2 separate regions of the Homo sapiens genome follow, and region 1 is linked to region 2. Evidence: chromatin contacts called from ENCODE Hi-C or POLR2A ChIA-PET data. All regions are on one chromosome and are shown on one strand. The core of a region is the stretch at or near the end of the contact, and the rest is flanking DNA. Distances in the headings are between cores, read along the strand shown.

Region 1 (3,567 bases), core at 713-3,212, 880 kb after region 2:
TGGCGGGCGCCTGTAATCCCAGCTACTCGGGAGGCTGAGGCAGAGAACTGCTTGAACCTGGAGGCAGAGGTTGCAGTGAGCCGAGATCACGCCACAGCACTCCAGCCTGGGCGACAGAGCGAGACTCTGTCTCAAAAAATAAATAAATAAATAAAAGGCTTTCAGAGATAAGCAATTGGAGTTCAGAATTGTCTCTAGAAGACCACACTTAGAAGAATACTGATTTTAAAAGGGCTTCTCAGCCTCCACACTATTGACGTTTTGGGCCAGTTAGTTCTTGGTTGTGGGGGCTGTCCTGTACTGCTCTGCGTGATGTTTGGCAGTATTCCTGGCCTCTACCCACCAGATGTCCTACTGAACACCCCCCTCCCCAAGTCATGGCAATCAAAACAGGCACAGCCTCTGGTGGGCAGAATCACCTCCCTTTGAGAACTCTTCCCAGCAGCGTTCCCCACCTTACCCCCCAACACAGAGGTCTTGCAGGTAACATAGCTATCCCAAGCTATTCCAAAGCTGAGTGAACGAGAACCAGAACTCCAGGGCTCATTCCACCAGGCTGTACCACAGTTTTACTTTGTGTGTGAACAAAAGAACATTTTCATTATCTCTGGTAACAAGAAGAGAAAGTCGAGTCCCTGCAGGGAAACAGATGCCTTCTGTGGGCTCACTGGGGTTTCCTTTCTCCCTGGGCTGTAAGGGGGCCGTTCCTCTCACAGCGTGCATGTGGCAGGGAGATGTCTTCCGGGGTCATAGCCTGACTCTGCTGTGACCCAGGCAGTACTTACTTGGTGACAGTCACAGTGATGTCTGCTGTCCTGTTTGGAAAGGCATTCTCCTCTAGCTGCCAAACGACTGAAACATGAGCCTATTTTAAAGGGGGAAAAATGGTCAGTTGATTCTCTCTATGCCACTCACAATTCAGACCGCTAGCTACTCGTGGAACAGACCTAGGAGACGATTCCTCAGATTTTCACATTCCTCACATTTTTCTAACACAGCATGTTTCCTTTCCCTTCCTTTTTTTTTTTTTTTTTTTTTTTTGAGAGGGAGTCTCGCTCTGTCACCCAGGATGGAGTGCAATGGTGTGATCTCAGCTCACTGCAACCTCTGCCTCCCAGGTTCAAGCAATTCTCCTGCCTCAGCCTCCCAAGTAGCTGGGATTACAGGCACGCACCACCACGCCCAGCTAATTTTTGTATTCTTAGTAGAGACGGGGTTTCACCATGTTGGCCAGGCTGGTCTCGAACTCCTGACCTCAAATGATCCACCCACCTCGGTCTCCCAAAGTGCTGGGATTACAGGCATGAGCCACCGCGCCTGGCCCCGTTATTTCAGTTAAGCCTCAAATACAAATATGGAGTAAGCAAGGCAGGCGGCCTCATTCCCCTTTTACAGGTGAAGAAGCCACTTCAGAGATTTCCCACAGCACAGAGATGACAAGGGACAGATCAGGGTTAATAACTTTTCGTCTTGGCCGGGCATGGTGGCTCATGCCTGTCATCCCAGCACTTTGGGAGGTCGAGGCAGGTGGATCACTTGAGGACAGGAGTTTGAGACCAGCCTGGCCAACATGGTGAAACCCCATCTCTACCAAAAATATTTTAAAAATTAGCCGGGTGTAGTGCTGCACGCCTGTAATCCCAGCTACTCAGGAGGCTGAGGAAGGAGAATCACTTGAACCCGGGAGGCGGAGGTTGCAGTGAGCTGAGACTGTGCCACTGCACTCCAGCCTGGGTGACAGAATGAAACTCCATCTCAAAAACAAACAAACAAAAAAACTTTTTGTCTGACACGCCCTCCATACTACCCACAACTTCACTCTGCTTCACGGAGGTGAGCAGGCAGTTCACCTAGGGCTGTGTACTGGAAAGCTCTCGTCCCCATCACCCCCTACTTTCAGAGCCAGCTTAGCCACTGTAAGCACTGCTGGGGACACACTGCAGTCAAGCGAAGCGCAAAGCTGGAACCGAGAGATTGAGATGAGACCAAGATGCAGAAGACGCCAACTGCAGGGTGGTGAGAAGAGCGAATCAGTCCAAACCGACTCACAGATGACCTCTTGAGGACGGGGTGACCAATCCTGCAGTTCATGATCAGGACAGAAGCAACCGGCTGAGGGTCATCACACTGAATGTTTGGAGAGGGAGGCTGTTAAAAGAGCAGATGACATTCTCTTAAAGAGCCAAACAAAACAAAACAAAAACGTGGTTTCCTCACAGCAATTCAGCAAACATTCACTAATTTTTCTGCCTGTCAGACACCCTGCCAGGAGCTAAAGAAATAAAGTCCACTTGGTCCCTGTCTTCCTCACAAGCCGGACAGGCAGGGTCAGCAGTAGATCCCCGAGGAATTTAAATACAAGGTCGAAGGGGTGCTTCTGTGAGGGAGCTGCAGAGAACAGCAGTGGAGAAATATGAATTCCAACTCGGAGGAATTCGTAAGGTCTTCCTGGGGAAGGAGGCATTTGAGCTGGGCCATGGACTGATGCAAATATAACCCACAGCCTGGCTGGAAGGCCGGCACACACCAGCACTGCCACGTAGCCACCAGGGCTCCCCACCTGGACCCCCGAGGGGCAGGTGATGACTGCAGTGAGTTTTCTTAATTCTCCCAGGGACGGTCCATCCCTAGTTCCCCTCTAGATGCCTAGGAGATTGTTTTTTGCTTTTGTTTTCATTTTTTTGAGATGGAGTTTCACTCTTTCGCCCAAGCTGCAGTGAAGTGGCGCGATCTCGGCTCACTGCAACCTCCACCTCCCGGGTTCAAGCAATTCTCCTGCCTCAGTCTCCCAAGTAGCTGGGATTATAGGTGCCCACCACCACGCCCGGCTAATTTTTTGTATTTTTAATAGAAACAGGGTTTCACCATGTTAGCCAGGCTGGTCTCGAACTCCTGACCTCAAGTGATCCACCCACTTCAGCCTCCCAAAGTGATGGGATTACAGCCGTGAGCCACGGTGCCCGGCCTAGGAGATTGCTTCATTCATATAATGGATACTGTCCTAGCCCAAATAGCCTAAGATGACCGGGGACAAATCTACAGTCCAACAAATTCAAATTTATTGACTCACTGCAATGAGGAAAACTACACTTTGGTTTTGTTTGTTTGTTTGTTTGTTTTTGAGACAGAGTCCTGCTCTGTTGCCCAGGCTGGAGTGCAGTGGCGCAATCTCAGCTCACTCCAATCTCCACCTCCGGGTTCAAGTGATTCTCGTGCCTCAGCCTCCCGAGTAGCTGGGATTACAGGTGTACATCACCACACCTGGCTAATTTTTGTATTTTTAGTAGAGACGGGGTTTTGCCATGTTGGCCAGGCTGGTCTCGAACTCCTGACCTCAGGTGATCCGCCCGCCTCGGCCTCCCAAAGTGCTGGGATTACAGGCATGGGCCACTGCACCCATCCAAAAACTACACTATTGTGTGTATCACTGAACAATGGAAAAGGCGGTTATTAAAGGACTCCAGGGAAGGGTGGAGTTCAGATGAAATGTAAATAAAGTCCTGTTTTGATGGTAAAGCAGGGCTGAGTGTCAAGGAGTCAGTCACCAGCAGGCCAGCCTGTGAATCA
Region 2 (3,113 bases), core at 167-2,666:
AGTAGCTAATAGGTTGGCACTGTTGTTATTCCCATTTTACAGATGAAGACACTGAGGCACAGAGGGGGTGAATTCCTAGTCCAAGGCCGCATGCATAGTAAAAGCTGGGGGTAGGATTCTAACCCAGGTTCGTCTGACTGCAGCATATGTATTTTTATTCCCTCACTGTAGTGTCTTTGCACCACAGCTGTTTGGGGCCATTAAGCCTAGGGACAAGTGGGCATCTCCTCTCAATGGCCTGTCAATTCCTAACTGCATTTTAGCTCACAATAGTAGTTGATAATAATGGTAGTGTTGATAATAATGGATTTGAGTCACCACAAAAAGATTCCATCAAACCTGCCTTTATTTTTATCTGTTTATTTTTGAGACGGAGTCTTGCTCTGTCGCCCAGGTTGGAGTGCAGTGGCGCGATCTCGGCTCACTGCAACCTCCACCTCCCTGGTTCACGCGATTCTCCTGCCTCAGCCTCCCGAGTAGCTGGGATTACAGGCGCCCGCCACGTTGCCTGGCTAATTTTTGTATTTTGAGTAGAGACGGGGTTTCACCATGTTGGCCAGACTGGTCTCGAACTCCTGACCTCGTGATCCACCCGCCTCAGCCTCCCAAAGTGCTGGGATTGCAGGTGTGAGCCACCGCGCCCGGCATCAAACCTGTCTTTAAAGGACAACAGCATTTGGAGGCGTTTGAGAGAAATCTCTAGCTAGGGTCATTACAGTAACTAACAGCAAGCAAGGAAGCAAACAAAAAGTCTTGCTACCCAAAGCCCTAGTCGCCTGGAAATCTCACATAGTTGTAATTCGTCATCTCCCAGAGAAGCCAGGCACAGAAGGCGTTACTGGATATATAAAATAGTATATAAATAATACATGTATAAGAAACCACTCTGTTCTCTGTAGAGCCAAACAGAATAGGGTTTTGGAGAGTCTGCTGGTTCTCGCTTTGAAAGATGTTGCTAAGCAATGTTGCTAATATTATGGAAAGACAGCTTCCCTCCCGGCTTTTCCACTCAGCCTCAGAAACTCTGGAAGAGGTGGAAGTGGCTTCAGGAGTAGCAGCAGCTGGGGAGGTTTGGTAATCAGTGAGGCGGGGGCCGGGGGACCTTGGGTTGGAGAGGGACTGTGCTGTAGGCCACCCAGCCCTCAGCCTCATCCGCTCCTGATTCTCTGTACTGACTCCTGGGCGGCCTCTATGCAAAATAACACCTCTTCCTGTTCGTCAGAAATTTCACACACAGAAGGATCCTTTTGAATTTTTTCACTGTGGGAAAAATTACTGTAGTCATGCAGCTTAGCAAAAATTCAAAAATCCATAAATGAACTTCAAAAAAGGAAGTATTTTAAATAACTTCAGTAACCCAAGTGATATATGAAGAACTTCTTTATTCCTCCCTCTACCCACTCTCCATAATCCCTGAACAGGAAGTCGGCAGGGTTCTGATTGACATCACGTACTGCAGGCCCCACCTTCATGGCTCTGGGTACCAGAGCGCAGGGTGCCCGCCACTGAGTGGGATCTGTGGGTTTCCTCAGCGTGGTTTCCTTTCCTTGGAGCTTGGAAATGCCACACAAGTCACAGAGATCCGTTTCCAAAACCTGAGCCAGTTTAGATCCTCTGCTTAATATGACGTCTGTGGCCCCAGGAAAGTTGGGCTGAGCTGAGGTTTCCCAGGCTTGTCTTTGAGGCCTCCGAGTCCTGGCCTGCGTTTATCACGGAACGACCCTATTGTGGTGGGATGGACCTCTTGGGGGCTGGTCATGGGTTCTGTGAGGGGATTTTAGAAGCTGGGAGGAGAGTCAGTATGTTGGCAGAGAGTTTTCCTGCATCTCTCTCTTTTCCTTCTTTTTTTTTTTTTAATTAGTTATTTATTTATGAGATAGAGTCTTGCTCTGTTCCCCAGGCTGGAGTGCAGTGGCACGATCTCAGCTCACTACAACCTCCGCCTCTGGGCTCCAGCAATTCTCCTTCCTCAGCCTCCCGAGTAACTGGTATTCCAAGCGCCCGCCACCACGCCTGGATGATTTTCGTATTTTTAGTAGAGACGGGGTTTCACCATGTTGGCCAGGCTGGTCTCGAACTCCTGGCCTCAAGTGATTCGCCTGCCACGGCCTTCCAAAGTGTTGGGATTACAGGCGTGAGCCACCGCACCCGGCCCAGCTCTCACTTTTCAAAAATAGAAACTGCTTCCCGACCTCAGATGACTTCAATCTTTCCCTTCCCCCGACGCCTTCCTGCCTCCCTCTTCCCCCTCCTCTGTCTTCCTCCTAAGGGGGCATCCCAGAGACGCAACTGTGCTGTGGCCCAGCAGGGGGCGCTGATGTACCTGCCAAGAGTGGAGGTGTCTTAGCACAGGTGTGAGCGTTCAGCTGTGTGCGAGCGGGCTTCAGAGTGATATCCCAGAGCAGGTGTGTGTATGTGTGTACCCTCAAAGGCAGAAGAGAGCGGGGGTGCTGGACCGTCCTGTCCAAGGCTCTGTTTATAACCCTTGCGTTGTCCCAAAGGTTGTGTGGTCCATGGAATAGCTGGGACCCTGCCCGTGGAGGGGAGGGGCAAGGCGTTTGAAGACATCTGGTTTTCATCAAAGGCCCCACCCTCCTTGCTCCATGGCCCCCCTCGCCCCCACCCACCCCCAATCCCAGCCCAGAACGGTGGCAGTCATTCTGCCCAGCAGTGGGGCGCTGGGAGTTGGTGGCTGGGTGGGGCGACGAGGTGGCGTCTGCTGCAGGCTGGCTCTCTGACGAGGGGCACGGGGATTGGGGCTGATTCCCGCTTTCTCATGGATATGTCTCCTGGAGCCGGTTCCCAGGCACAGAAGGCCCTTTTCTTCAGGGCCAGGCATGCGTGTCTGTCTGCCTCAACCCACTGGCCCCTCAGGAACGGGCTGTGCAGCTGTCTGCGCTCTGTTCATGATTAACTTCGCTGTCTCCCGCCCCAGGCCTGATTCCCACCCAGGCCCCCTCAGCCTTTGGAGTTCCCCTGGACTGGAAGAGAGACCTGGGCTGGCAGCTGCCGGGCACTTTGTTCTCTGGGACTGTGAGCTTTGGAGGCTGGAACAGGCCATGGAGGTCCTGAGAGCTGGGACGCCGTGGGGCATAAGTTGGGTGAGGTGAGAC

The links. Hi-C counts contacts between places; a loop is a spot of excess contacts on that map. ChIA-PET counts read pairs that join two places held with the same protein, here RNA polymerase II (POLR2A). Pooled maps may share reads with other maps.
Region 1: a pooled map shows a loop between it and region 2 (4-fold over the local background). The contact joins two enhancer-like sites. A Hi-C loop is called at or near these places in 1 of 50 pooled maps. POLR2A ChIA-PET finds 5 or more read pairs at or near these places in 2 of 52 experiments (A549 and activated B cell).

What each region holds. Positions count from the first base shown.
Region 1 is chr17:3,730,319-3,733,885 of GRCh38, forward strand. ITGAE (integrin subunit alpha E) reads right to left here. Exons shown (of 31, transcript NM_002208.5): 22 at 2,050-2,148; 23 at 786-865. Among named protein-coding and RNA genes, the nearest start is that of HASPIN, 8.2 kb to the left of the region's middle. Within about 2 kb of position 1,963, at least 2 of the 41 ENCODE cell types and tissues checked have a DNase peak (open chromatin) inside an H3K27ac peak, as active enhancers do.
Region 2 is chr17:2,846,660-2,849,772 of GRCh38, forward strand. The region is part of intron 2 of RAP1GAP2 (RAP1 GTPase activating protein 2); the gene reads left to right. Among named protein-coding and RNA genes, the nearest start is that of RAP1GAP2, 52 kb to the left of the region's middle. RefSeq lists enhancers at 1,084-1,675, 2,858-3,113. Within about 2 kb of position 1,417, at least 3 of the 41 ENCODE cell types and tissues checked have a DNase peak (open chromatin) inside an H3K27ac peak, as active enhancers do.